4 separate regions of the Homo sapiens genome follow, and regions 2, 3 and 4 are each linked to region 1. A link is a loop called in an ENCODE intact Hi-C map of the cell type or tissue named here. Cell type or tissue: endothelial cell of umbilical vein. All regions are shown on one strand. Each heading gives the region's core, and the rest is flanking DNA. Links, peaks and the distances in the headings are about the cores only. Region 1 has its middle 21 kb from the start of ARL11. Region 2 overlaps FNDC3A (fibronectin type III domain containing 3A). Region 3 overlaps LOC105370203 (a long non-coding RNA gene). Region 4 has its middle 120 kb from the start of CYSLTR2.

Region 1 (7,418 bases), core at 1,788-6,787:
GCCAATAAGGTTTTTGCTTTCTGCAAGACCTGAGCTTTGTGCATGTTAAGTCAACAGTGCAGCAAACTCACAAACCTCACCAGGAGCAGTTCTGTCTCACAAGGGTAGATGCCTCTCTAGTCTCTGCTTGCTTTTTCACTGGGCTGCCTGGGGTCTCTTGTGTGTCTCAGCAGTTTAGCAGGCAGGCAGGGATTTGAGCGGAGCTTATACTCAGCTTTTCAATTCAGTCCTTCTGTGGCTCTGGCTCTCATTTTTACAGGATTCCCCCCTTGAATATCCAGTTGTCTGCTGCCTTAAACTTTATTCTCTGACACCTCAAGCTGGTATGGCTGTGGTTTTCTGCCACTAGAGCTGGAGGGTGTTGGGGAGTGACCCCCTGCTTAGGGGTCACAAACTCTTAGTTTTTACCTGATGCAGTATCCGTCATTCAAGAGTAAACCCTTCTCAAGAGTCATCTAACAAAAACACCAACAAATAGTTGTTTTTAAGAAATTTGTCCAGTTTTTATAATCATTATCTATGGAAGAAATTGCCCAATGTCTTCTATGATACTATTCCTAGAAATTCTGCCCTTTAGTGAACTTTAGACATTTTCTCCATATAGCCTTTATGTATTTTTAAACTTTATTACTAAGTATTTTAGGGTTTTTACTGTTATTGGTAATGGCGCTTTTGTCTAAATACATTTTCTAATTAGTTATTAATTTTTATATGTCTTTCCTATATTAAATTAAACTTATACTGAACTCTTCTTTGTTCTAATTGTTTTTTTAGTGGATTCTCTTGACTTGTCTATGGAGACAATCATTGTCTGCAAACGATGGTCGTGTTTAATTCCTTCCAACATTAGGCCTCCCGTTTCATTTACTTATTGGTCCATAAGTTCTAGTTGAATATTAAATAACAGCAGTGACAGAGGGCATACTTTCCTAATCCTTGTCTGTTTTTGTTACTATTGCTGTGAAGCAAATTACCTCAAAATTTAGTGGCTTAAAACAATTATTTTGTTTTGCTTATGATTTTGAGGGTCAGGATTTCAAGAAGGGCTAGATCACATTGTTCTCACTTAGGGTATCTCAAGCAGCTGCAGTCAGATGTCAGCTGGGGATGAAGTCACCTGACGGTTCACCTAGGCTGGATGTCCAGAATGGCTCACTCACATGGCTGACAGTTGATGCTGCTGTCAGCTGGGGGCTCAGTGAGACTAGCAACTGGAGTGCTTACAGATGGCCTCTACATGTTAGTTGGCCTCTTTCCAACATGGCATTCTCAGGGTAGTCAGACCACTTATGTGGAGGCTCAGGGATCTGAGACCAAGTATTCCAGTGAACAAGTAGGAATCTGTGTCACCTTTTCTGACCTAGCCTGAGAAGCCACACTTCTCAGTGTGTACCACTTATTCTGCATTTTATTGTTTGCAAGCAAATCGTTAAGTCTATCCGAATTCAAAGGGAGGGTACAAAGATGCCACCTCTCAATGGGTGGGGTGCCAAAGAATTTGTGACCATATTTTGTAAAAATCCATACATCACTTCAGTGGTGATGTTTCTAATGTTTTACCATTAAATGTAATATTTTCTCTAGGTTCTTGACAGATATCCTTTATAAGTTTGAGGACCCCTTAAATTCAATTATGAGCACATACAAAGAAACAGCAGTTGCCATTTGTTTTTCCTCATATACAAAGGAATATAATTCATGGAGAAGACTTGGGGAAAATTTATATTGTAAGATTTGTGAAATCTGGCTACATAGGTAAAGGTTAGTATACAATAGCAAATAATATTTAAGGATGTTATATTTTAGTCTGGAATATTTTAGAACATAAGTGGGATATTATTTTTTATCAATTGTAATTCAGTTAATATTTAGCAATAACTTGGCCAGGCACAGTGACTCACACCTGTAATCCCAGCACTCTGGGAAGCCAAGACAGGAGAATTGCTTGAAGCCAGGAGTTTGAGACCAGCCTGGGCAACATAGTGAGATCCTGTCTCTACAAAAACAATTTTTTTTTTAGTCAGGCATGGTGGCACACACCTGTAGTCCCAGGTAGGCTGTAGTCTCAGCTAGGCTGAGGTGGGAGGATCACTTGAACCCAGGAGGTAGAGGCCACCATGAGCTATGATCATGCGAGCAAGACCTTGCCTCTTAAAAAAAAAAAAGCAATATCCATCACATATTGCAAAGAGATGATTAGAGAAAAGAATGTAAGAAATTTCTTACAGAAACAATACATTTATTTTATATGGAAAGGAACCATTTTTCCTTTAAATAGGGAATCTAGACAATATTCATCTAAATAGCACATTTAATTTCACTAAAACCTCAGATCCCACTATAGAATCCTGCTGAGCTAGTTTAGATTAGACCATATGGTGAGCTCTTTAAGAAAAAGGAAGTGATCTCTTTCCTAAGCCCATACATACTACTTCAATGATAAGGAAGGCTGATTTGTAACACATAGGCCAAAGAGAAGAATGAACAAGAACCAGAGATGTGTCCCAGTCTCTAGAGCTGGGCTGAGTCAGGCCATCTGCACCTGACCTTTCTAGAACAAGGAGTGATGAGGCTTCTAGGGAAGCTATCACTGGGCCCATCATATCTGGTTACATGGTGATCAGAATGGAGATGATAAATGCTCTAAATGGAAGGCACAGCATGTCCTAAAAGATGAAAGGTTTACATAATATAGGCTTATTCATATACTTTTGGCCCCTGGGAACCACAGCCTTGGGACATATATACCCATGCTTGCGAAAATGTGGAAGCTGGGGAGGTGAGAAGGTAGTGAAAAAGCTGGAGTGTGAAGAAGTTTGGGTTTCCATAGACACCCCCTCTTTTCAAACCTTTTTTCAATTTAACCACAGTCACTGGATTAAATGAATCAATTTAGTTAGGTGGAAATAACAAGTTTATATATCAGTGTAAAAAAGGAACATAAAGAAAAGGATGATGTGGGTTTTTTTTTTCACCCTCAAGTAAATACAATTTTTCCCTTTTAATTGCTTTCTACAGTGAAATCAGGTGAGTTATAGTTGACATTTTATGTGTAATAGATATTTCAGAGTTTGCAGTGGTAGAAAAAGAAAGAAGTAGTAATAGGACCAAAGAAAAAAAGGAACATTTAATAACTGTATCAGAATGTGAGTACTGCTGCCTCCACCCACCAATCATTAGAAGCAAGTGTTAGAAGCAGCAGCTATACCAAGGCCAGGCACAGTGGCTTATGCCTGTAATCCCAGCTCTTTGGGAGGCTGAGGTGGGCAGATCTCTTGAGGCCAAGAGTTCGACACCAACCTGGCCAACATGGTAAAACCCCTCTATTAAAAATACAAAATTAGCCAGGTGTGGTGGCACGCACCTGTAATCTCAGCTACTCGGGAGGGTGAGGCAGGAGAATTGCTTGAACCTGGGAGGTGGTCAGGAGGCTGAGGTGGGAGAATTGCTTGAACCCAGGAGGTGGAGGTTGCAGTGAGCTGAGATTGCACCACTGCACTCCTGGCTGGGCAACAGAGTGAGACTTCGTCTTAAAAAATAAATGAATAAATACATAAAAATAGACGCAGCAGCAATACCAGACTTCCTCTTAGCCACCTGCTAGACCTATAGTCTTGCAAACAACTTCCGATGTCATTCCTGTCTTGATAAATGTAGAGAGAGTTCTGGGAAACGTCAGCCTGGCATGCTAGAACATAGTGAGCTTATACGGTGTTAAAACTCTAGGAAACTGTTAAGTTCTGACTCTCCTTCCATGAGGGTTTTTCATCCATTTTTGGCAGTCCTTCACACTACCTGTTTCCATTCCAAGGAATTCTGCCTCTTATTTTTTTATTTTTTATAGCGACAAGGTCTCACCCTGTTGCCCAGGCTGGTCTCAAATTCCTGGGCTCAAGCAATCCTCCCACCTCAGCTTCCCAAAGCACTGTGATTACAGGCATGACCCACCACACCTGGCCGGAATTCTGCCTTCTAATCTGGCTCATTGACCAACTTTTGAGTGAACTGAGATAAATCCTACAAATTGCTGAGTTTGTTTCCATGTTTGTGATGCACTGAAGTAGTCCTCTTGTGAATGTGCCTGGATCATATTATAAATGTTGTGGTCACTCCTGTAGCCAGTTTGGAAATATTGCAATAATTTCAGAATTGAAGAAATGTATCTTGAAATTAAAAACTACTTAAACCTATAGAATACACCTGGGTATTAATTTCTTATTAGACAGCATTAAATCTAGATTGGTTAGTAAGTGAACCAGAGGCAACCAAGTAAATGAGAATGAACCTTTAACTGATGCTAGGTTTGGGCCCGCGCCACATGGTGGCAGGCTTGCTCTGTGAAGTACTTCCTCTTCAGGACCAACAAACAATAGTGTTCCTAAACGCCATAAAGCTTTCCTCCAAGCCGTGACTCAGGGACCAAGGCTCCTTTCATTCTGTGGCCCCGCCATCTTCAACAAGCGGTTTCCAGGGTCTTTGCAGAAGGAGAAAGAACAAGAAGGACCACCGTGGGAGATCTGTGTGTGATCCCAGGAAAACAAACTTCATCAAGAAACAAGTTTCTGCTTTTCTTTTCTTTTCTTTTTTTTTTGACAGAGTCTCTGTAGCCCAGGCTGGAGTGCAGTGGTGCGATATCGGCTCACTACAACCTCCATCTCCCGGGCTCAAGCAATTCTTGTGCCTCAGCCTCCCGAGCAGCTGGGATTACAGGCATGCACCACCAAACCCAGCTAATTTTTGTATTTTAACTAAAGATGGGTTTTCGCCATGTTAGCCAGGCTGGTCTCGAACTCCTGACTTCAGGCGATCTGCCCTCCTCAGCCTCCCAAAATGCTGGGATTACAGGTGTGAGCCACTGCGCCCTTCAAGAAACAAGTTTTAATGCTAGTATTTAACTACATTAAATCACATTAAACTACATGGTTTAGGAAATTAATTTTTAGAAAGAATAACATAAGTTATTAAGTTGTGAAGATTGTATTTTCTTTTTTTTATTTTTATTTTTATTTTTGAGACAGAGTCTTGCTCTGTCCCCCAGGCTGGAGTGCAGTGGTGTGATCTTGGCTCACTGAAGCCTCTACCTCCTGGTTTCAAGTGATTTTCCTGTCTCAGCCTCCCGAATAGCTGGGATTACAGGCGCCCACCACCATGCCTGGCTAATTTTTTTTTTTGAGACGGAGTTTCACTCTTGTTGCCCAGGCTGGAGTGCAATGGCATGATCTTGGCTCACTGCAACCTCCGCCTCCCAGGTTCAAGTGATTCTCCTGCCTCAGCCTCCCAAGTAGCCGGGATTACAGGCATGTGCCACCACACCTGGCTAATTTTTTTTTTGTATTTTTAGTAGAGACGGGGTTTCTCCATGTTGGCCAGGCTGGTCTTGAACTCCTGACCTCAGGTGATCCACCCGCCTTGACCTTCCAAAGTGCTGGGATTACAGGTGTGAGCCACCGTGCCTGGCCTAATTTTTGTATTTTTAGTAGAGACGGGGTTTCACCATATTGGCCAGGCTGGTCTTGAACTCCTGACCTCAAGTGGTCCGCCCACCTCGGCCTCTCAAAGTGCTGGGATTACAGGCCCACTGCGCTCGGCCAAGATTGCATTCTCTTTAAAAAAATGTTACTTTACATCGTATGGTACATAGGCAGCAATGATTTAACCTTCAGTAGAACATTCCGCCTCTAAATCTCAGTATCATCTTCTCCAAAATGATGGGTTTGTATTTACTTAAAGTTCCATAATTATCATACCCCTCTTACAATTAAAAAAGGCTTAAATATTCTTCTTCAGTAAAAGGAATATCAGTCATGTTACAGTAGCTTTTTAAAGAATATGGTTTCTGGAGTTGGACTGCCTAGGTTTGAGTTTGAGTTCTGCCATTTATTAACTGTGAGGTATTAGGTATGGTACTCAGCCTATCAAAATTTCAGTTTCTTTCCAGGCATGGTGGCTCACACCTGTAATCTCAGCACTTTGGGAGACCCAGGTGGGCAGATGGTTTGAGTTTAGGAGTTAGAGACCAGCCTATGCAACATGGTGAAACTCCGTCTTTACAAAAAATAAAAAAATTAGCCAGGCACAGTGGCATGCACTTATAGTCCTAGCTACCAGGGAAGCTGAGATAGGAGGATTGCTGAAGCCTGGGAGGTCAAGGCTGCAATGAGCCATGAGCAAGACCCTGTCTCAAAAAAAAGAAAAAACAAACAAAAAAAAATGCAAAACAAAAAAAACGAGACTTGATTAGTCCACATTATATACATGTAACTAAATTTCACATGTACCCCATAAATTTGTACACGTAAAAAAGATTTCAATTTCCTCATCCATAAAGTGGGATAAGTTACTGCACATATCTTATAGGGTTGTTAGGATTAAATGGGAAAAACGTATGTATGGCAGAGACTGGCCAACTGTTTACTAAACTGTTTCTTTTTCTTCCTGAGCAAACAGTTAAACCACATTTTCCATCTTCACTTAAGTTAGCTGTGGCCATGCAACTGAGTCCTGATCAGTGGAATGTGAAAGTGTTAGCAGCAGTGAATCTGTACAGGTCTGCAGCAGCCTCAATTCTTGCCACCTCAGAAGAAAGAACTTGACTGAGGGGCATAAGGCAGAGGGAGAGACTGAGGCAAGTTTTAGAGCAGGAGTGAAAGTCTTTAAAAAGTTTTAGAGCAGGAATTTTAAAAAAGTACACTTGGAAGAGGGCCAAGCAGGTAACGTGAAAGATTCAAGTGTACAGTTTGACCTTTGACTCGGGGCTTTATACACTGGCATGCTTCCAGTGGGTAACATCTCTTCTCCCAGTTCTTCCTTTGGGGTGGGCTGTCTGCATTCGCACTGGCCTGCCAGCACTTGGGAGGAGCCGCATGTGCAGTGTGTTTACTGAAGCTGTGCACATGCTCACTTGAGGCGTTTTTCCCTTACCAGTTGAGTGTTCTAGAGGAAGGTCATATACTGGTTAAACTCTGCCATTTTGCCTTAGTTTTCATGCTTGAGCCCACTCACCCAACTCCTGAGATCTTACCAGGAAGCTGCTGATCACCAGTTTCGGGTGTTTTCTATTTATTGAGAGCCTGCCTTTCTCTGGCGCTGGCTGCAACCAATTATTATTTTAGAGAGACAGTTAACAACCGCCTGACCATTACCTGATGGTTTCCTGACATTCCTGGTTGTGGTAGGGGGGTGCTTTCCTGCCCTGCTCATGTCTGCCTACTACCTACTGTAACAAAAGGAAGAGAAGCGTGCTATTTCCAGGCTAAGCTCACACGCAGCTCTCCCACGGTGGTCCTCCTTGTTCTTTCCCCTTCTGCAAAGACCCTGGAAGCCACTTGTTGAAGATGGCAGGGCCACAAAATGAAAGGAGCCTTGGTCCGAGAGTCATGGTTTGGAGGAAAGCTTTATGCCTTTAGGAATACTATTAA
Region 2 (7,879 bases), core at 1,375-6,374, 510 kb after region 1:
AGAATAATCCTAGACTCTATTTTCCCCCCATCTCAATTTCCACATCATCTATTTGGAAGTTCTGACAGTTTTATCTCCTAAATATCTCTCAAATCCATGTTCTCTTCTACTCCATTGCTATTGCCTTAGCAGCACTAGGCTCTTTCTAGAACTATTCCAGTATTCTCCTAATGGGTCTCCTTGCCCCCAGTCCCTAGCAATTGATACATCTCTCACACTAATGCTAACCTGATCTAAAAAACAAATTTCATTGTATCCTCCTCTGCTTATAACCCAGAGACCATTCTGTATTGTGATGAGATGAAGTCCAAATTCTTTACTGTAGCCTACTATGCTTCCACATGAACTGGGTGATGCCACTCAAACTGGTAAAATACCAGTCTATCCTTGTCAATACTGTGTGAACCACATTTGTTTTCACTGGGATCAAAATGTCTTCAAATGGAATTTTGTTACTATTTTGCTATTTTATCATTCATTTTATTATAATTTGTTATAGCTTAAACATAAGGCAGCATAAGGTAGTGATGAAGAACATGGACTCAGCTAGCCCATCTAATTCTAATGACAGCTTATAGCTGTGAGACCTTTCAAGTTACTTAACCTCTTTGTATCTTAGTTTTCTCACATGTAAACTGGAAATAATTATTCTATTTCATAGAGATATTATGCAGATTAAATAAGTTCATATTTGTACAGCACTTAGAACAGTGTTTGGTACACAGTAAGTGCTTAAGCAATGTCACCTAAGCACAGTGCTAGTGCTTGTATTGACAAGCCTACCTGAAAATCAATAGTTCAGGAATGGTAGTTAATATGTTAAAATATTATGAAGAAATCCAAACAACTGCTATGACATGCCATGCTATTAAGATAGCTCTCTGCAAAATATCTGAGATAATATTACAAAAATAAGCAGGTACATTTTTAAGTTTGCTAAAATTATCATATAATTAAACAAGAATGGAAAAATGAAAAATATGCTGGTCACTGCATAATGCATTCCTATAAACTGTAATCTCCTCAATGCATCCTCTGTGTTTATTCCTATAGAAAAATTGTTTGACACATATACTCAAATTAATGAGGTCTTTAGGGAACAAAAAATACAAGCATCCTGTATTGTCCTCACTATAACCAAAAGGTCCTTGAATGTAGTGACCACGTCACTAACACTGAGGATGAGAACTCTGTGGCAAATGGGAGAATAGTAAGGGTATGAAGTTAAGTCTTGTTAAGTTTTCTTAGAAGGGTTCTGAAGGTAGGAGTCAATATCGCCTAAAGCACACAAAAAGCACTGACATTTGGATGGAAAACCCAACACTATTATGCCCTAAGTATCTGCTAGTTACATATAATAAAGCAAAATGTACCTATATTTATCTCACTGAAACTATTGTGAAGAAAGATCCTAAACTGTTTCTAGTAAGTAAGGGATATTATATGGAAAACAATCAGTGAATTAGTAGCTCAACCCATTCCAAAAGACAATTTAAGGTGATTTAAGATATATGTAGCACCAAAACCAAACCAAAACACAAGCCATGATAAATTGAAGAAAAGGGAAAATTAATATAGAAAAAACAATAAGAATAAAGAGTAAGCTTAAAAAAATCAAGAAAAAAAAAGCTACGCTTGCTTCATGCCTGTAATCCCAGCATTTGGGGAGGCTGAGGTGGGAGGAATGCTTAAGCCCAAGAGTTAGAGACCAGCCTGGGCAAAACAGTGAGATAAATAAATACATAAAAATTTAAAAAGGAGGAAGGCTAGTCTTATGCTCTTACTAGAGGATGAGCAATAAAAGCTCTCTGCTTTGTGTAAGCTGAAACATGATTAAAATCAGGTACCAAGGACCACGCTGTTAAGTTGGTTAAGTTAGTTCTTCCCTTCTGCAGTTTAAGTATTGCCCACACTGCCATACAACATGATTCCAATGATTTGGCTTAAAAAAAAAAAAAAAAAAAAAACTAAAGCAGGTATAGTCCAAGATGACTTCTACCATATATAAAATTCAGTAAAGCATCCATAAATGTCCAACTTTTAGCAACATGTCCTCCAATATAGTTGCAAAATGAACAGCTACAACAGATGAATCAGTTGATTTGCAGAAAGAGATTGTCAGCTATGAGGCAAATTAAAAGAAGAGTTGATTTTGATTTTTTTTTTCCTGGCAAACCAGATCAGCTGTTTATTAAGGCTGCTGTTAGATTATAATAATCAGGGTCATTTGCATGTCCAAAAATTTAAAAGGTAGACTCGTTCAGCTAAACAAAGAGTGGTTTCAGGTCACTAAGATATAAAAGGATGGGATGTGAGGTACACTCTTGTACTCTTCTACCTATTTTTATCTGATATTTCAAAAGACTGACTCTGACCCTGACTCTGATTCTTGTGGCAGTATTAAAGTGCAGGTTCTGAATAAGCATCTAAATAATATGTGTTAAACTCATGCAGCTTAGAGCTTAATTGACACATGTCCACAGAGTCGAGGGACCAAGGAAAGATCAATGAAATCTGCAACTAACCAGGTGCTCCATGGGAAGGAGTCTATTGCCAGGGAGTGACTGACAATGAAATAAGCAAATAGTCTAAAGGGAGATAAGGGGAGTGAAGAATTAGAAACTATAATTTTGTCCTTGGGCACAAATCAAACCTTGTTTCTTCTCCTTTTAACTGTTTCTCATTTTCTCACCCAGGTTTTACCTCTTATCCCGTTCAGAGGCCTTAATCAACCTGCATATCTCACCAGATAGTCGCTGATTTCTTTCTCTATAATTTTCCCCTTTACTTATACTAAGATGTCGATTCAACAAAAGTTTTACTTTACATTATACATGCTAATAGGAAAGCAATGTGAGGATCAGTCTAAGGCCAAATATATTTTGGATTGATTTGAGGGGTGAGGGTGCCTGGATAAGGTTAGGAGGTTAGATATTAACCAGAAAATGGTCAATACAGAAGTTATCTGTGTTCTAAGTTAGTATTTCCCAAACATTTGGATTTATGTGACAGCAAAATTTCAAAACAAATTCTGGGGACTCATTAACCAGCTTTTCATTAGGCCAAGTAAAGACATTAAAAGTTAAGAAGAAATTAAGAACGGATAGAAGGAAGTCTATCCTATATTGTCACATCAATTCATAAAAAGAGGATACTGTAACTTCAAACATTATAAAAGATTTAACTTCAGAATTTTTAAAAAGTCTTAAGTAAATAAATTTAACTTAATGAAAAACCACTACATTATCTTTATTATTCCTATTTCCTAGACTGATGAAATATCCCTACATCTATGGAAAAGGGTTTGGGAATAACGCTTAGCGTAAGAGGGATAGGGATTTATCTTTCAGGCTGGCTGAGCTCTGGTGACAGGAAGAAGGAGGAAACAGAGCAGAGGTAGGATAATTATATTATCATCATCCAATCAAGAACACTTCTGAAAGTGAAAAAGGGGGCTAAAAATCATTAAAAATACATCATTTGGTATGTTTCTTTATTGACTGATATATTTTAATTACACTGAGGGAGATAAAGTTCTAACAAAATCTATCGAAAAATAAAATGCTTTATTAAAAAACATATGCAAGTACATTAAAGAGCATTTAAAGGTATTCTTCATATTGAGTATCTGAATATTGGAGTAATATAAATGGAACAATTATTCTTAGTATATATGTATTTTAATTTCTTAGCTATACCTGTCTTTAATTCCTTATCACTGGTATTTAATTGAAAAATTTCTTCTTTCAAATAGTCATCCTAATTTTTAAAATAAAATTGCTTACAATGTTGTATTTTATGGTTTATAAACTTAAAGCTGCTGATACCTTCAATTGACTCTTTTTTGTAATATTTTAAGACTACAACATTTATATTAAGAAAAACTGTTTCTAAGGTGCTATCTGGTAAGCTGGGAGCATATCTGCTAAGTGGAGGATACTCTCAGTTCTATTTTTTGTTTCTTATCGAGATGTGTAAATACTTCAAATATTTTTACAATATTAAGTACTATAAAAATGTTACATATTTTTACAAATCTCACTGAATCGTCTTTATTTTTCTTCTGCATGTTTCACCAAATTTAGACCTTGTTTTTGAGCTCATTATTGCTGAGAGAGTTTACTGCAAGATAAAAAAGTACTGCCAAGTAACAGTTATACACAATACAATAAGTGATAAAAATCATTCAAGCTATTTTTTATATATTCAGTGGCAGAAATATTTAATTTCCTCATATTTATTTATTTAACCTATATGCTTCCCACTGGTCCTTCCACTTGGTGCCCTGGTGACACCAAGTGGCCAGCAAAGACAGCAGCATCAAATACTTCTGCCACTACTACCAGGAAACTGAAAGGAGTTAGTTCCCAGTCCTTTAAATCTAAGCACACTTTCACTTACTGTTAATTAAGACTTGCTTCTGGCAAGGGTCAGGAAGAGAGAATGATTTATTTTGGGTTGTCTAAGATTTAACCACAAGTTTAAAGTGAAAAAGAGACAGATGAGCTACTTACTAGAGATCAAGGTGGAAGCTGGAAATTCAAAATGGTGGTCAACCAAATCTATCACAACTTATTTTAATGAACTACTAATAATATTGTTTTAAAAATGATAAATCCAAGACAAATGTCATACCAGTTAGATATCAAGATGAGGCAAAAACCAGAACTGTCTTAGACAAATTGGGATATAAGGTCCCCTTACTAATAAGGAATGCTTATTTATTAAGGCTATGAAACACCTAGCAACATTTATTCATATAAGGCAGGCAATTAGTGTAAGCCTTGATCTAGGAACTCACCAAATTGGTGAGTCAGAACTTGGGAACAGAATAAGGAAGTTACAGGAGAAAGAGAAAAGATCAAGGTCATTATTCATGCTTAGATGTTTAGAGACCTTTCTTTTCCTTGGAAATTTATTATTCTTTTTAAAGTTTGGATAAAGCAGAATGCTTAAATTAGGGGCCTAAGTATGATTCAGAATTGTGGATAATTTCATTATCTGTGTACAAGTAACTGAAAATTTCTATGATTAGATTTGCAGCACAATTAGATGTATCAGTGATAAACACTAAGTAGAGTACATTTGAAGAATGACTTATGGTTAGAATCTACCTTTAGCACTAAATTGAACTGCATATAAATAGAAAACTTGAAGGAGATGTGTTTACCAAGCACCTGTTTCTAAACAAGAAATTATTTTTAGTGCACTTGTTTAGAAAGCTGCAGAGGCTGTGATATTAATGTCCATGAATGCAGCAGGTTGTGAACATTACTATTTTTAGTATCAGCCTAATATGAACAATGATGAATCATTCTTTTGTTATTTTAGTAGGAAGGAGCACTTAGGATTTACTGCAGCACATTAGGTTAACTATGCCTCAATAACTGAACACCCACACTTTGACATCACACGGCAGTGATATGGATCAGTGACGCAAATCCTGTCAGGATCAAACATTAAGGCCACAGACTGAAAAAAACTGCTCAAGTGACAAAGCAGGCTAGTCATCTACCATGCAGACTGCATTAAATCAGTACTGCTAGTGTCAAAAAGGGTTGTGCTAGGTTCTCTTTTTACATAATATCTAAACTTTTTTATTTTAATTATAGATTGCCCATACAACAGAATCTATATGTTAGTTTCCTCACAGCTTCTGTGCTTTAAGGTCTGGGCCCTTAGAAACATGTCTTAAGGTTCTACTAGCCATCTGAATTATCTGTAAAAAGGCTTCTGTATCTAGGCTTTTTAGACTATCTTCTGCAGATATGTTGCCATTTATTAAGCATTTTATATAATATGCTGTGCTTGACAAAATATCACTTTGATTCAGATTTGGAGCACTACACTATGGCCTTACAATTTACTGTAATTTCAGGTCTTCTTCCCAATAGTCACTTCTTCTTTGGGCCTATAATTTTAAAACTTTATTAGTCTTTTCGGGCATCAAAATATCAATTTTTTAATGGTTACAGCTGGATGGCTTATGAGTAATCATATGTATAAGGTTTCGAAATATATTATCCCTGAAAACACACCCACACCTAATTGGAAATCTTCTCTTCTATAAAAGGAACAGAACTTACCCCTGGAGGCTTGGCACAGAATGTTCACATCCTGCTGTAGGTTCTCCCAAAAAGAAACTAGGCCTGTACACTTAAAGCATTACCCTTCCTGTTAGTTTATGTTGTAAGACTGGCACTTCCCAGGGGAACTGGAAAACCAAACAGAGATCAAAGCTGGAGGCACATCTAATAACCTTTCATTCTGTCATCATTACTCTGACATAGACTAACATGAAAACATGCCAAGGGCCTTTTCCCATACCCTCAGGCTTTTGCTTTGGTGGCGTTTCCTCAACCAGTGTTGTTTCTTAAGAAAAAGTGTTTAAAAAAAAAATGTAAAAAAGCAAGGGCTTTCCCTCATTCTAAGTTTTTTTTTTTTTTAACTGCTAATCATCTAAAAGAAATATTTGGAAAATATAAAAACTGCTGAGACAGTTGTTCTCATAGTTCTTCTTGTCTGTGAAATTTGTAAATCATCCTAGTTTCTTCTCACCCTCCACACTGAGCTTCCAGGTCTCATTCTTATTACTATAGTTTTGGTTATCCCCTGCTTAAAATCCTTCAATGGTTCCCTTTCCTTTCAGAATAAAATGTGAAATCTCTAGCGTGGCATATAACGGTACTTGCAAAGTAGCATATATTTTTAGTCTCATTTTCAGATACTCTCCCATGCAGTCTCTTCTCTAAGCTACCTCTCTAATCACAGTTTTTCCGTTTCCTCTAATCTGTGTGTGCTTGGGCTTTGCACATGCTGTTCCTTCTGTCTCGAAGATACTTTTCTATTTATTTTTTTCTTCTGGCTAACTTCTACTTCTTCAAGCATCATATTTTCCTAAGCACTCAATGACTTCCCTATGCTTGCTCAGGTATTCCTACCCTGGCCTCCCACATAAACTCCATCATAGCACTTAGCATGGCCTTCTTTGTTTTAACTGTGGGTTACTTTTCTGTCTGTTGTACTAGGCTGTGAGGCAAGGCCTAAGTCTTTCAAATAACTGTCAAGAATGAGTTGCCCCTCAGGACATGAAAAGGCACTTAAAACAAATTCTCTCTCTAGGGAAAAGAGCACACATTCAGTGACTGTGTTTTCTGTGTTCTAGCAAGTGGCTGAATACAGAAGACTGGACACAAAAGAAGTGAGAAACTTCAGCACATTAAGACTAAAAATAATATTAAAATATTGAAATATGATGGTATTTTACTGTAATGATGAAAGGATTTTCCAAAAATATCGAAGGATTACATGATAAAGCAAAAGGGAATGTCAAAGACAGAACTCTGTTAAACCATAAAGAATGGAAACTGGATTTGATTAAAATTCATTCTTTAAAAGTGAATGAACATCTTCAAACAATGGTATCACATGGGTTTTGGGATCAGAGAATCCAATGCTAACTCTACTCAACTCTGGTAGAGTCATAATTTTAACCTCTGGAGCCATAGAGAAAATAACATACCTGTAAAGAAATCCTGTCCTGCAACCATTATGTTATTTTGTGATTCTTATGGTTAATGGTGACATGTTTGGATGCACTTTAATCAAAGACCATAACCACAGTCAGGAGCACAAGTCACACTTCTCTAGATACAGGAAGAAACTTTCTGAAAAATGAAATTATGCTTAAAGTGTTTGTTGCCATAACAGAGGAAAACTTAGAGAATGAATCCTAGATAAGTTGGAGGAGAATGATTTTTCTATCTCTATATATCTAGGTAGTGTCTAAAAATCACATCCAACATGCTGCCATACAAACAAAGGAACCAGGAAAGATCTTTTCTGTTTCCTAGAACATTTTCTGCAGATGGTACAAAAG
Region 3 (7,879 bases), core at 1,350-6,349, 370 kb after region 1:
CAATCAGATATACATTTATCTCAGTGAGCAGAGGGATGACTTGAATAGAAGGGAGTCAGGTTTGTCCTAAGCAGTTCCCAGCTTGACTTTTCCCTTTAGCTTAGTGATTTTGGGGCCCCAAGATTCATTTTCCTTTCACACAAATGACCATGAAATCTCAGTGGCTTGCCCCCACAAAGGTTAATTTTTACTCATGTTACATGCTGCTGCTCCTGTGAATTGGCTCTGGGATCCAGGCTAAAGGAGCAGCCTCTGTCCTTTCTTTCTTTTTTCCACCCTCAGTTCCCCTGTATGTGACTCACCTTCCTAGCATGCTAGTTGCTTCTTTGGCTTTCCAGCCCCTTCCTCTTCCTCTGCTGTAATAGCCTCTTCTCCCTTGAAGGGGAGGGGAGGGGAGGTTATCAAATGCCTTTTTGACTGACTTACTCAGGGAAGAAGGAAGGGAGGAAGGAATAGCCCAGGGAAAGAAGGAAGGAAAGGATGATGGTAAAACATTTATCACAAATTTTCATGAAGGGCTACATGATCCCAAGTAGTATGGTGCTTGGCAAAGCACAGGTGCTCAATACTGTTGATTGTCCCTCCCTTTTTCATCTTTCATTTACCTATTCTCTAAGTAGCCTGAATTTTCTTTTATTCTAGGTCCTGTGGATTGGGAATGTTAGTCTTAGCAGTGTGTTTATTAGGACAGAATCCTCTCAACAAAGCAAGCTGATGGTCTGTGGAGTTGATCATAGTCACTGAATCTGTAGCTGGATCTGCTGATGCTGGTGGTGCTTATGGAATACCTGGCTTGTGGAAGAAAATGTACCTTACACTCAATTTTGCTCTTGTGAGAAGGCACTCCATGACCAGTGCCAGAGACACTGGGTTTTAGCAGATAAAGCATTTACCTATAGGGTCACCAAAGGAGGAGATGGGAGGGAATCTTAAATCCATCTGTCTGAGGAGTTTGGGGCTACAGTCTTTAGGGTTTTGGAGTGGGCCCAAGTGTGGAGAGTGTTCACTGGTCGAAGAGCACAGGGTGAAGTCATGGGACAGGGAGATGAAGAAGCTGTGTTCTTATGCTCATCCCGTTCTTCTGTGAGGGTCTCCAAACTGGTCGCTGAAATTTGGATCTGAGAACATCTTAAGCAATCCTTAAACAAAAGCCTTATGATTCCGTCAGAGATCATCTCTATAGGAACAACAGGGATGCAAATCCATTTTTAAACAGTCTTATTGAAGTAGGATATTTCCCTGACCGCTTTGCAGGACTCGCAATAGGGGTGCCCCATTTACTCAGCCCACAGCTCTCAACTCCTTGCGGGAGGGAGCGCATGAGCAAATAAGGCAGGAACTGGAGTACACAACCACTGGAATCAGCTGGCCACTTCGTCACCAGCAGGAGTGAACTCCACTCATTCGGACTCACTGCTCTCCACCCCTTATGGGAGGGAGCACACAGGTGAGCAGGTGCAGGAGCCAGGTGAGCACTTTTGAGCACCAGCAGGAGCAAACTCCATGCATGCCCCCAAGGCAGTATCTGGTGGGGTTCCTGCAACCCCTGAAGCCCCAGAGGGAGTGTTACAGTGGTCTTTTAGCTCTGCCATTTGCAGACAGCTTAAGTGTTAGCAGCTCTGCAGAGCCTCCCTCTGCCTTTTCATGTGAGGGAGCTGTCTTCCACCAGTGAGGGCAAAGGGCCAGTGTGACAGCCTTTTGCATCTGCACTTGTGGCTCCTAGGCTCTTGTTTGGCATCCAGGAGAAATGAGTTTGGACGAAGGAATTGAAAGATGGTAAAAACAGGATTTTATCGCTGATAAAAGTGGCCCTCAGCAGGAAGGGGAGCTGAAAAGGGGATGGGGTGGGAAGGTAATCTTCCCCTGAAGTCCGGCTGTCTCTGGCCAGATTCTTCTCTGAAGTTATGCTGTCAAGCTGTCTCTCTGAAGTCAAGCCACTTCTCTCAGACGTTGAGCCATAGTCTCTGATGTCCAGCTGCTTCTCCTTTTTGCCGGCTGAGTCTGGGGTTTTTATAAGCACAGGATAGGGGGCAGGGCGGGCCATGGGTGGTTTTGGAAAAGGCAACATTTGAGCGGGAGAACAGGGATGTAAGTTCTCACTTTGGGCTGCAGTCTCAGGCTTTTTGGCTTGAGGATGGGACTTTGCCAGGGACCTGCCCCTGTCTGCCTAGAATTTCTCTGCCTCCTGTCTCCATCATTATAATCTTAATGTCAGAAATCCTATCTTTAGGAACAATGGGGATGCAAATGGTCAGGATCTAGTGACTTTTGGCAACAAGGAAGTGTGCTGAATTGTGGCCTGATTAGTTCTTTTTTTTTTTTTTTTTAAGACAGAGTCTCATTCTGTTGCCCAGGTAGGCTGGAGTGTAGTGGCACAATACTGGCTCAATGCAACCTCTGCCTCCTAGGTTCAAGTGATTCTCATGCCTCTGCCTCCTGAATAGCAAGGATTACAGACACATGCCACCAAGCCTGGCTAATTTTTGTATTTTTAGTAGAGACCAGGTTTTACCGTGTTGGCCAGGCTGGTCTCGAACTCCTGAACTCAAGCGATCCACCCACCTTGGCCTCCCAAAGTGCTGGGATTAGACGTGTGAGCTACCGTGCCTGTCTGATTAGTTCTTTTTTTTTTTGTAGATACGGAGTCTTGCTCTGTCGCCCCAGGCTGGAGTGCAGTGGCACGATCTCGGCTCACTGCAACCTCTGCCTCCCAGGTTCAAGCATTTCTCCTGCCTCAGCCTCCCGAGTAGCTGGGACTACAGGCACATGCTGCCATGCCCAGCTAATTTCTTTTGTATTTTAGCAGAGATGGGGTTTCACCGTGTTGCCTAGGCTGGTCTCGAACTCCTGAGCTCAGGCACTCTGCCGGCCTTGGCCTCCCAAAGTGCTAGGATTACAGGCGTGAGCCACCGCGCCCGGCTGATTCATTCTTAATTATAACTATATTTCTGTCCAGAACCCAGCATGCCATTCTTGTCAACCCTGTGGGGATGGTTTCAATTTGGTCATTTCGGGCAAAAAATGTGATTATCCCCACCACCCTGAGTCTGGAGATTAAGGTTTGCTAAGCAATTCTTAGAAGGCCATTCCTGGCAGCACTTAAACCCTGAGGAAGCAAAAAGAAACCTGAAACAAAATCCAGATGCCCTTCAGGAATATGTGCTTTGTTATGGAGGGCAGTGCTGCCAAAGAGAAATGACTTCTCAGATTTTCCATATATTGTCCCAAATAATCTTCTCAGAAAAATAAACTTGGTGCCACGTAGATTAATGTGCTGCAGAGTAAGAATGTTCAGGCAGCCCTGGAAATGGTGCTCCCCTGAGGTGGGAAGGACTGGCAAGCCCACTTTCCCTTGTTCTCCCAAACTCTCTACCAAAAGCCTGCCTGAGAGGGGGTGGGCAGAGGGGCCTGGGCAGCACAGTCAATGTCCAAGCTCATTTTGGGTCCCTGTTTGTGTGGCACCTCTGGACTGTCAGGTAGGGCCACCTGGGTTCAGGTATTTCTGAATCAGCATTCCTATAGAAGTTATCTAATTAGACACATTAGAAATCAACAGAAGGAGGGCTGGGTGCAGTGGCTTGTGCCCATAGTCCCATCCCTTTGGGAGGCCAAAGCCAGAGAATCACTTGAGGCCAGGAGTTCAAGACCAGCCTGGGCAACATAGCGAGACTCCATCTCTACAAAACACTTTTTAAAATTAGCCAGTTGTGGTAATGTGCACCTGTAGCCACAGCCACTCCAGAGGCTAAGGTGAGAGGATCGCTTGAGCCCAAGAGTTTGAGGCTGCAGTGAGCTATGATTGCACCACTGTATGCCAGCCTGGGCAACAGAGTGAGACAGCATCTCTAAACAAAAATAAAAAAGAAATCAACAGAAGACACTAGAGGGAGGGGTAGGGATGAGAGGATGGATAGGAGAGGGAGTAGGGAGGAAACTAACACTGATGGAATATCTGCTATGATCAGACACCCTATGTAACGATAATGATAATAGTAATAATAGTATCTTACATTATTGAGCCTTTACAGTGTTCCAGGCTCTGTTCTAGGTACTTTATGTTTATTATCTCATTTGCTCCTTCCAGCAACCTTGTGATGTGGGCAATATTATTTAGCTCCACTTATAGGAACCAAGACATTCGGTAACTTGCCCCAATAGACATAGCTTGAAAGGGGTGGGGGCAGGATATAAATGGACATTATGACTTCATTTACTACCCACAACAACCCTATGAAATAGATTTTTATCATCTCCATTACGCAGGTGAGGAAACTAAGGCCCTCAGACCAGCAACATCGCCATCATGTGGGAGCTTGTGAGAAAAGCAGAATCTTGGGCTGCACTTCAGACTTTCTGAGTCAGAATCTGTACATCCACCACTGGGCTAGGCCAGTGGGCTCCAGCGATTCTCCAACTGGAGTATGCATAAGAGTCCCTCAGAGACTATGTTAAAACCCAGATTTCTGGGTCCCAGCCTTAGAGATTCTGAATCAGTGGTTTTTAGCTAAAGTATTTTGGCCCTCTGTAGAATTGCTTTTACCAAAAGCAACTGATACCAAGTACTTTTTGGTATCGTATCATCTGCTGATGTTAACTGATGATACCAAGTACTTTTTGGTATCATATCATCTGCTGATGTTAACTGATGCTACAAGCAAAATTTTCATACCAGATTCGAGCAAGTGTCAAAGTTTTATTTGGCCCGGAGTTTACAAACTTTTTTGGAAAGGCCCAGATAGCAAATATTTTAGGTTTTTCAGACCATTTAGTCTGTGTCACAACTATTCCATTCTGCTACAAAAGCAGCCATAGATGATATGAAAACGACTGAGTGTGGCCGTTTTCCAATAAAACTCAATTAACTCCCCCTCATTTAACTCCTAAAATGAGTGAACCGTTGGTGGCAGCAATGAGACCTAGTTCAGAGTGTATTTGAGGAACAGGATTTAAATACTTGAAGAGAAAAGGATTCTCTAAAATAGCTAAGTTAGGTACAATATGCCTGGTTAACTTTCTTTAGGGCAATAAAACCATATACTTTTGGGTTAACTTTTTAAAAAAGATTTTATTTTTTTAGAGCAGTTTTAGGTTCACAGCAAAATGGGGTGGAAAATAGAGATTTCCCATATGGCCCCTGCCACACACATGCACAGCCTCCCCAACTATTAACATCCCCCACCAGAGTGGTGCATTTGTTACAGTTGATGAACCTACACTGACATGTCATCATCACCCAAAGTCCACAGTTTACATTGGAATTCACTCTTGGTGTTGTACATTCTCTGGGTTTGGGCAAATGTGTAGGGACATGTGTCCACCATTGTAGTATATCATACAGAGTAGTTTCACTGCCTTAAAAATCCTCCGTGCTTTGCTTTATTCATCCCTGCACCCTAACTCCTGGCAACACTAGTCTTCTTTTTTACTGTCTCCATAGTTTTGCCTTTTCTAGAATGTCATATAGTTGGAATCATTGTATGTAGTTGTGGAGGCTAACGCAACTCCATCTTGGATGCCAATCCGCCCTGTTGACTTCTTGATTAACCTCAATTTAGGGAAGGCTGCTATCTTCCATTTTATCTACTGTTCCTTGTGTAAGAGCTTGTACTTACTGTAAATCCTGCCCTTAGGTCAAAACTCCCTTGACCATAAATTCTGCTCTAGGCAGATTCACATAGCATCTTGCCTTTCCCTATAATTGTCCTACACATTCCTTCCCTATGACATGGAAGCCCTGGGTCTGTGGGGGTCATAGTGTGGGAATCCAACACCTTGTCTGGCAGCTGCCCAGGACATTGTGGCTTCTCTTCCTAAGTCCCTATTAAATGTTTTTGTTTGTTTGTTTGTTTGTTTTTTCCTGAGAAACCAAATGTGTCAGCCTCTTTCTTGGCCTCTTAGCTTCCGCAGACTTTAGGGGTAGATTTCCATAGACCTGCCCATTGCAGAACAGTAGTCTTTTCAGACTGGCTTCTCTCTTAGCAATATGCATTATTTAAGTTTCCTCCATATCTTTTCGGGCTTGATAGCTCATTTATTTTTAGTGCCAAATAATATTCCATTGCTTGGTTGTAGCATAGTTATTTATCTATTCACTTACCGAACAACATCTTGGTTGCTTCCAAGTTTGGACAATGATAAAATTAAAAAAAAAAAAAAAAGAAGCTTCTGCAAACACCCATGTGCAGGTTTTTCTGTGGACATATTTTCAACTCCTTTGGGTAAATACCAAGGAGTATGTTTGTTAGATCATATGGTAAGAGTATGTTTAGTTTTGTAAGAAACTGCCAAACTATCTTCCAAAGTAACTGTACCTTTTTTTCCTTTCTAACAGAAATGAATGTATAAACCAAAAATAAAATTCTAAGCCCCCCAACCATCTGATTGGACCCCTCCTCTCGACCAAGGGCATTCCAAAGTTAACCTGAAAAACTAGTTCAGGTCAACTTTCAGGCCATGATGGGAAGGAGGAGCTGGACCTGCCTCATTATGCCCTCCTCCATTTTGGAATTACTGATAGAATAGAGTCTTTAAGTCTGATAAGAAACCTTTACAATCTATTCTCTCTGAAGCCTGCTACCTGGAGGCTTCGCCTGCATGATAAAACTTTGGTCTCTACAACTGCCTATCTTAACCCAGACATTCCTTTCTATTGATTCCAGGTCTTTAGATAATAACTCTTTCAAACAATTGCCAGTCAGAAAACCTGTGAATCCAACTATGACCTGGAAGTCCCCACTTCCGGTTTTCCTGCCTTTCCAGACCTAACCAGTATACATCTTACATGTATTAATTGATGTCTTATATCTCCCTAAATTGTATAAAACCAACTTGTACCCTGACCACCTTGGACACATGTTCTCAGGATCTCCTGAGGGCTGTGTCACGGGTCATTGGTCTCTCATATTTAGCTCAAAGTAAATCTCTTCAAAGATTTTTTTAGAATTTGACTCTTTTCATTGACAAATGAGAGCTCTGGTTGCTCCACTTCCTCACCTGCATTTGTTATTGTCAGTGTTCTGGAATTTGGCCATTGTAATAGGTATATAGTGGTATCTTGTTTGGGGTTAATTTACTTATTTAAAAAGGCTATAAAATCCTAACACTTTTTCAGTTTCAGCAAGGTAATCTCTTTTTAGAGGGCTATGCTTCTATGAATTGTGTGCTATTAATTTAAAAAATGTGACAACAAACTTGCATTCCCCCCGAATATCAAATGAGAGTTCCCTTTAACAATGTCCTGCTTTTATTCAAGCAGTCATGTTATTTTCTAATACTAGAAAATGTGACTGGGCACAATGGCTCACGCCTGTAATCCCACCACTTTGGGAAGCCAAGGCAGGTGGATCACGAAGTCAGGAGTTTGAGACCAGCCTGGCTAACATGGCAAAACCCTATCTCTACTAAATACTAAAATTAGCCGGTGTGGTGGTATCATACACTTGTAATCACAGCTACTTGGGAGACTGAGGCAGGAGAATTGCTTGAACCTAGGAAGTGGAGGTTGCAGTGAGCCGAGATTGTGTCACTGCACTCTAGCCTGGGTGACAGAGCAAGACTCTATCTCAAAAAAAAAAAAAAATGCATAGCAAAAAAATTTAAGTAGTCACTATTTAATCATTTTCCAAATGTGGGACAATTTTTCTCATTGGCTTTATAAGAAAAAGCTCTAGGACATTCATTACTATGCTTGCCTTAAAGATTGTTGTTGAGGACATAGTTTTCTAGCTTTTAAGATGTCATCTTGGAATACTTGAAGGATCGATTCTCCTGTCTCCCATGAATCACGTAAACTTCTTAACCATACACCAGGATATGAATTTTATGTCCTCATTTTCCTCCTGGTATAATCTTATTTTGCCTATCCTAATTTTTTGTTAGT
Region 4 (7,879 bases), core at 1,806-6,805, 840 kb after region 1:
AACCCGTCATTATCATTGTTATCTTTGTCATCACCATCATCAAAAAAACAGCAAAGGCTAACATTTATTATAGCACTCCACAGTTTACAAATCACTTCAATATATATTATCTCATTTAATCTTTTCAAGAACCAGATAAGTATAATCTTCACCTTTCAGATGAAAACAAAACTAAATAAAATGAAAACCAAAAAAAAAAGTTCTGAGAAGTTGTAAATTATCCAAAGTCACATACTCAGAAAGGCCTGGAATCTGGATCACACAGAATAGAGGTAAGTAAGACATGGTCCATGCTCACTTGCAGATTTTCTACCCTGTAGTTTTCCACTCCATTTGTTTCTCCTGCAGGACAACTAATATTTTCTGAGTATCTGTAATGTTTCAGATACTGTCTTGGGACTGCAGACACAGTGGTTAAACACACACACACACACACACACACACACACACACACACACACACACACACAGTCTCTGCTTTCTGGGAACTTAATAGTAGGCAGTAGAGCTTTTAGTCTAGTCTGTACCACAAGTGAGCCCTTCCTCTCCAATGTTTCATGGACAGAAGGGGTGCCTGCCACAGTGACTCTACCTCTGCAGCAGCCCCTTCTTGAGCTGATGTGTTTTCTTCTGGTTGAGCACAAACATGTCGGGCTCAGTTATTCCTGCCCAGGTCCTGCAGTTGGCCTGCCTCACTAGCTGCTGGATAGTAGCCCTTCCTTGCTGGCAGGGGACATTAAGCTGACAACCTTCAGATGTCCTGACTGTTCCAGGCAACAGACAGAAGCTCCTCAGAAAGTCTGTGTTAATTCTCCCTTTCTTCAACACAGCTTCCTCTCTGTGGTCTTGGCAACCTCCAGGGCTAATATGCATCTAGTTAAGGTGCTAAGCTCAGACAGGGACTAGAAGCACCACAGGCAGCCGATAGGCTTACTATTCACACTGGGCGCCCACCTGAATGCATGTGGCAGTTTTTACCTTACAAGTGCCTCCCTGTCAGGGCTCAATGCCTCATGTGTTCTCATTTGTAAACTCAATATGTCTTGTTCCTTAGTGTGCTTGTCCTCCTGCTCTTTCCATCTGGGCCTAGGCTTCCAGAGGGTGCTACATTCTGTAGCTGCCCAATCAACAATTCCTTGTCACTAACAGGGGTATTCTTTTTTTTTTTTTTCTGACACAACATATAGATCATTTATTTTCCTTCTAGTCCTGGGTTCAGTACATAGATGGCTTCTTTTCACCCTTTGGGTTGACAATTTTCTCCAGGTTGCTGTTGATGATATGATAAAGCTCAGCATAGAAGGCCCTCAGGTCCAGCACCATGGCCCTGAGCTCCCCATAGGCTGCCTCATCTCGCTCATGCACCAAGGCCCGGTAATCCATTACATGAGTCTCCTCGGAGGCCTTGGCCGCAGCATCCCCACGTTCTGAGAATTACTTGGAAATGGTTGTCTGGAAAGCTTCCACTTTGGTCTTGACAGCATTCACCCTCTCCAGCACCTTCTCCTGGATTGCTACCCCAAAATCATTTCCATCTTCAATCTTGGGGATTAGGTGCTGGATCCATGTAATCACCAGAATGAATTTCTCTTTGAGAGTCCAGAATTCTGGCTTAACCAGGGCAAGCAGGGACAGGACTTTCTTATTCCCAGGGAGAAATCCACACTTAGGGACTTCTTTCTTCTCCTACTTATCTGTTTCCATCTCATCATCCTTGGGTGGAGGGTCTGGGTTGGGGATGTCCAGTGGGGCCCGGAGGGAAGTCAGGTCAGCCACACTGAGGGAGCCCTCTCGCAAGAGCTGATTCAGGTATGTGATTTTCTGTGGCAAGAATCTGTAGAGGAATTCCTCAGCCTCCTGGAAAAGGAAGGAAGACCTCCACCTGTTTGCGCTCAGGCGCACCCTACATGGCTTGGCCGTGCTGCTTCAGTTGCTAGATCTCTGGTCTCTAACAGGGGTATTCTTGATACCCCTGGAGATGTCTGCCAGTGACAACACATCCTTCTGACTCTAGTTTGCAAGGAGCTCACTGCTCTGGTACTAGGATACTATAATATTTGTATTCATCAGGGTTCTCCAGAAAAACAGAACCAATAAGATATATATCTATAGATATATAGATAGATAAATAGACATAAATATAAGAGGAGATTTATCATAGGAATAGGCTCACAAAGTTATGGAGGCAGAGAATTCCTACAATCTATTGTCTGCAAGCTAGAGAACAAGGAAAGCCAGTGTGTAATTCAGTCTGGGTTCAAAGGCCTGAGAACCAGTGTGAAGTGGGGTGATGATGTAAGTCCTAACCTGAATCCAAAAACTTGAGAACCAGGAGCACTGACAGGAGAAGATGGATGTCTCAGCTCAAGCAGAGGGTGATTTTTTTCCTCCTTCCACCTTTCTGATGATTCAGGCCCTCAGTGGTTTGGATCTGCTTTACTTGGTTCATCAGTTCAAATATGAAACTCTTCTGGAAATACCCTCACACATATACCCAGAAATAATGTTTACCAGCTCTCTGGGCATCCTTTGGCTCAGTCAAGTTAATACCTAAAATTAATCGTCAAACTATGTAAACTCAAAATAGGAACACAAAATGTCTAACTATGAACTGGGATTTTGATTCAGAAAGGTCAAATTCACAATGACCAAGTAGGCATGAATTCCCAGATCGCAGTGGATCTGTCCTAGTGAACTTAAATGATAGTAGCAGAGTAGACCTGGGGGTAATAGGGGGATCCATGAGTATCCTTGAGGGGAGGCAGTCTCATAGTGATCCCAGCTCATACCATCTCACTATTTGATCTACTTAATGACTCTTGGGTGGCCTTTGAAGCTAGGAATTGGGAACTCAGCTGGATAGCACTGGATATCTCCTGACAGGGAAGGTGACATAGGTATCTGTGGGGTTCAGACCATGCTTCTGCATACAGCTCTGCTCCAAATATGCCCTCCCACCACCCACCCATGGCCTTTGGCAGTGGGGTTAACGTTGAGCACCTGAAAACCTTCCATCTCAAAGTTCTAACAGCCTGATCGTTCCCTGGTGCAGGGGTGAGGAGTGGGAGGGAAGAATCAAGCTACCCTCAACAGAAGCAAAATGACTTCAGATGTGAAGAACAAGATGGAAACAGGTAGTTGGTAACATAAATTTTTGTCTTAAAAAAGAAATCAAACTCAAACCATTGGCGTCAAAAGTAGTGGAAGATGAGGATCATGAGAAAGAAAAAGTGTGTGTGTTTCTTTTTTTTTTTTTTTTTTACTGTGCTTCTGATTATAAAAATCAGAGGAGAAACATCAGGAAAAGGGCAGGACGGAAAGCCTTAGTCTCTTCTTCTCCCACGGGACACAAAATTAGCAACAACAGTCAGACCAAATGCCTCTGTAAGAAAACCAAAAGTCAGTTAAAAGGTTCTTATACTGATCACGAAGCCAACCACATTGAAGCCCAGTAGAAAAACCTGTGGCATTCTCCATTCTTTCTCATCAGAACATCCCTCCCACTCCAACATGTGATTGGGAGGAAACCCTCAACTCTTGTCTTCTCCTTGAGGTGAGAAAGGAGTGGAAGGGGTATCAGACCTCCTGATTTTTAGAGATGCTGCCCAAGGGACTTTTGTGTGCCTGAGACTGCACTGACTGGAATAGGTCACCTAAGGATTGCCAAGAACAATGATCAACTATGCACCAGAGTCAGTAGTACCAAAGATAGACACTGGGTGGAGCTCCAGTACCACTATTTACTACAGCACCAGAGAGGCTGCAGTATCACAGACAAACACCAGGGAGAGCTCCTGAATAGATGTTGGGAAACGTCTTCAAACAGATTACACCCACAAGCCGAGGAAAGACTTATACCCAGAAAATGCTTGAGAAGTTTCCAGAATTTCTAGCCTGGCTGACTGGAGAAATTCCTGTATGTATAAAACCAGATAATAGGAGAGTTGGCTGATTCTTAAAATGCTGAAACTGCAGCAACAAAACAACAAAACATGCAAAGACAGAGAACCATGACACTTTTAAAGGAACAAGTTAAATCTCCAGAAACTGACTTTAAAGAAACAGAGATATGTAAATTACCAGACAATTCAAAATTACTATCTTCAGGATGCTCAATGAATAAAAAGAGAGCACGGACTGACAACTAAACAAACTTAGAAAAGAAATGCATGAACAATGTGAAAATATCAATAAAGAGAATTTATGAAGAAGAATAAAACAGAAATCCTGGAATACAATAATTGAATTGAAAAATTTACTAGATGGTCTCAACAGCAGGCTTGACTAGGCAGAAGAAACAATCAACAAACTTGAAGATAGAAAACTTTTAAAAGGCAGAACAACAACAACAACAACAAAAGAACAATGAAGAGAGTCTAAGAGATTTCTGAGACACCATCAGGTAGAATAACATGTGCATTATGGGAGTTCCAAAAGGATAAGAAAAAGAAAAAGGGGTAGAGAATCTATTTGAAAAAATAATGGCACCCTGTTTTCCAAATCTATGAGAGAAATGAATGTGCAAATTCAAGAAGCTCAGAGAACTCCAAACAGAATAAATCTACACTGACATGCATCACAATCAAATTTTCAAAAGTCACAGATAAAGAGAGAATTTTGAAAGCATCAGGGGAAAAGTACTCATGATGTACAAGGGAGCACCAATATTATCAGCAGATTTCCCAGCGGAAACCTTGCAAACTAGAAGAGAGTGGGGTAATATATTCAACGTACCAAAAGAAAAAAACCCTGCCAACTAAAAATACTATGTCTGGCCAAGCTGTCCTTCAAAACTGAAGGAGAAATAAAGACCTTCTCAGATAAACAAAAGCTGAGGGAATCCGTAACCACTTGCCTTACCCTATAAAAAATGCAAAAGGAAGTCCTACAAATTGATACAAAAGAGTGATAAACAGCTGCAAAAAGCCCTATGAAAATGTTAAATTCCCTGGTAATGGTAAATATATAGAGATATATAGAATCCCGTAGTATTATTATACAGTTGAGTAAATCACTTATAAATCTGGTGTGAAAGCAAACTAAATATAGCCTGAGAAGGACTCTGTACTTTACATTTGAGTCCTTGTGGATGAACTATAACCTAGCTTAATAGACAGAAACAATTGTAAACCTAAGTTAGTGGTATGTAGTTGTAACAATAGCTAAGTCTTGGCCAATCCCAGTGGCCATACTTCAGCCATTCATATACTACTGAGTGTTCAAACTGTGTTCAAATAAGGCATACGCTGAGCTGTAACAAATCCAGCCACTCTGTACCTCACTGCTGATTTCTGTACATCATTTCCTTCTTTTTTTTTGGTCTATAAATCTTCTTACACCACATGGCTGCACTGGAGTCTCTGTGAATCTCCTATGATTCTGAAAGCTGCCCAATTCACGAACTGTTCATTGCTCAATTAAACTCCTTCAAATTTAATTTGGCTGAAGTTTTTATTTTATCACTGGTATAGAATAATTTTTAGCAAGCAAAAATATAATTATAAATATGTTAATGGATATATAATATAAAAAGGTATTTTGTGTCATCCACAACATAAAAGGGGACAGAAATGTAATGCAGTAATGTTTTTTTACATGATCATATATGCAAATGAGTTTATCAATGTAAAATAGATTGTTATAACTTTAAGATGTTTTATGTAATTGCATTTGTAACCACAAAGAAAATATTTATAGAGTATACACAAAAGGTAATGAGAAGGGACTCAAACATGACACTACAGTATGAAAGGAAAATAAATCTTAAGACCCCAAAAATCACCAAGCCAAGGGAAAAGTCAAGCTGGGAATTATGTCAGGCAAACCTGCCTCCTATTTTATTTCTAAATAAGATAGCTACAAAGGTAAGAAGCTACATACCTCTCTCACAATTTGCCCATAAGGAAATTCCTTATGGACAAAGGACAGAACTCAAAGTCATCCCTCCAAGGCTCACCTGAGGCAAATGCATATCCGATTGCTTCCTCTGCCCTATTGTTTATGTAAAAATGCAGATTCACTGAGCCAGACTAAATTGGATATTCAGTGGAAGGCTGATCAAGGACTCAAAAGAATACAACCTTTTGTCTCTTATCTACATGTGACCTAGAAGCTCCCACTTCTAGTTGTCCTGCCCTAGTGGAATGAACCAATGTACATCTTATACATATTGATTGATGTCTCATGTCTCCCTGAAATGTATAAAAGCAAGTTGTACCCTGAACACCTTGGGCACTTGTCATTAGGACCTCCTGAGGCTGTGTCACAGGCACATCCTTAACCTTGGCAAAATAAACTTTCTAAATTGACTGAGACCTGTCTCAGATATTTTGGGTTAACAACAACAACAAATCAACAAAATGCAAAGGAAATAAGCAAGAGATGAAAAGAAGTACAAAAAAGCTATAAGACAGACAGAAAATGATTTAACAAAATGGTAATAGCATATCCTTCCCTATCAGTAATTACTTTAAATGTAAGCAGATTAAATGCACCGATTAAAAGACATTGACAGGCTTAATGGATAAAAAACAAGATCCCACCATATGCTGTCTAAAAGAGACTCACTTTAGATCTAAGAACACACATAGGCTAAAAGAGTGGGAAAAGATATTCCATATAATGAGAACCTAGAGAGAGCAGAGGTGGCCATACTTACACTAGACAAAATAGACTTTAAGAAAAAACTCACAAGAGATGAAGAAGGACATTATATAAAGATTAAAGGGCTGATTCACCCAGAAGATATAACAATTATTAATGTATATCCACCTAGCAGCGGAGAACCCATATGAAGCAAACATCCACAGAAATAAAGACATAAAATTATACAAAGTATTTTTCTCTTACCACAATGAAATAAAATTAATCAATAGCAGAAGGAAAACAGAAAAATCTATAAATGTGGAAATTTGGCAATACACTCTCAAACAACCAATAGATCAAAGAATAAATCAGAGGAGAATTTAGAAAATATCTGGAGCCAAATAAAAATGAAAATACAACATGCCAAAACTTACAGGATGCAGCAAAAGCTCTACTAAGAAGGGAGTTTATAGTGATAAATGTTTACATTAAAAAAAAGAGTTCAAGTTAATAACCTAAACTTCCACCTCATGAAACTAGAAAAAGAACAAACTAAACCTAAGTTAGAAGAAAGGAGATAATAAGATTACAGTAGAGATAAATGAGATAGAGAATAGCAAAACAATAGAGAAACCAATGAAACTGAGTTTTTTTAAGATCAACAAAATTGACAAATGATTAGTTGACTAAGAGAAAAGACTCAAATAGATACAACTAGAAATGAAAGAGAAGGCATTACAACTGATATTGCAAAAGTTAAAAGGATTACAAAAGACTACTATGAACAATTACACCCAATAAGTTGTATAACCTAGCAGAAATGGATAAATTGCTAGACACAACCTACCAAGACTGAATCCTGAAGAAATAAAATATCTGGACAGGCTTATAACTAGCAAGGAGATTGAAGCACTAGTCAAAAACCTCCAAACCTCCAAACAAACAAACAAACCCAGGACTAGTGGCTTCACTGAAGAATTCTACCATACATTCTTTAAAACTTATCAATCCTTCTCAAACTCTTCTAAAGAATTGAAGAGGAGGTAACACTTCCAAACTCATTATATTAGGCTAATATTACTCTGACACCGTGGACAAAGATATTAAAAACAAGAAAAGAAAATTACAGACTAACATTCTTGATGAATATCAGTGCAAAAATCCTCAAAGAAATACCGGTAAACTGAATTCAACAGCACATTAAAAGGGTCATGCACCATGACTAAGTGGCACTTATACCTGGAATGCAAGGATGGTTCACCATATAAAAATCAATCAATGAAATATACCACATT

The links. Hi-C counts contacts between places; a loop is a spot of excess contacts. Peaks named below come from ENCODE experiments on the same cell type or tissue, not always from the same donor. Only the 100,000 strongest peaks of a DNase experiment are listed, where the experiment ranks them.
Region 2: a loop joins it to region 1, with 6 times the contacts of the local background. A loop is called at or near these places in 5 of 110 quality-filtered maps.
Region 3: a loop joins it to region 1, with 9 times the contacts of the local background. A loop is called at or near these places in 18 of 110 quality-filtered maps.
Region 4: a loop joins it to region 1, with 11 times the contacts of the local background. A loop is called at or near these places in 3 of 110 quality-filtered maps.

The regions. Positions count from the first base shown.
Region 1 is chr13:49,604,147-49,611,564 of GRCh38, reverse strand. No RefSeq gene overlaps it. Among named protein-coding and RNA genes, the nearest start is that of ARL11, 21 kb to the left of the region's middle. RefSeq lists an enhancer at 4,460-4,679. In endothelial cell of umbilical vein, for the core only: a CTCF peak has its summit at 4,333; a DNase peak (open chromatin) is centred at 4,334; H3K4me3 peaks cover 283 bases; H3K27ac peaks cover 242 bases.
Region 2 is chr13:49,095,883-49,103,761 of GRCh38, reverse strand. All of the region lies in intron 3 of FNDC3A (fibronectin type III domain containing 3A), which reads right to left. Among named protein-coding and RNA genes, the nearest start is that of MLNR, 120 kb to the left of the region's middle. In endothelial cell of umbilical vein, for the core only: a CTCF peak has its summit at 4,347; DNase peaks (open chromatin) are centred at 4,571, 4,781 and 5,391; H3K27ac peaks cover 2,123 bases.
Region 3 is chr13:49,236,651-49,244,529 of GRCh38, reverse strand. The region is part of intron 1 of LOC105370203 (a long non-coding RNA gene); the gene reads left to right. Among named protein-coding and RNA genes, the nearest start is that of CDADC1, 7.3 kb to the left of the region's middle. In endothelial cell of umbilical vein, for the core only: a CTCF peak has its summit at 4,310; no DNase peak of the experiment used is centred there.
Region 4 is chr13:48,765,165-48,773,043 of GRCh38, reverse strand. It overlaps the pseudogene PSME2P2. Among named protein-coding and RNA genes, the nearest start is that of CYSLTR2, 120 kb to the right of the region's middle. In endothelial cell of umbilical vein, for the core only: a CTCF peak has its summit at 3,736 (motif pointing right); a DNase peak (open chromatin) is centred at 3,803; H3K27me3 peaks cover 780 bases.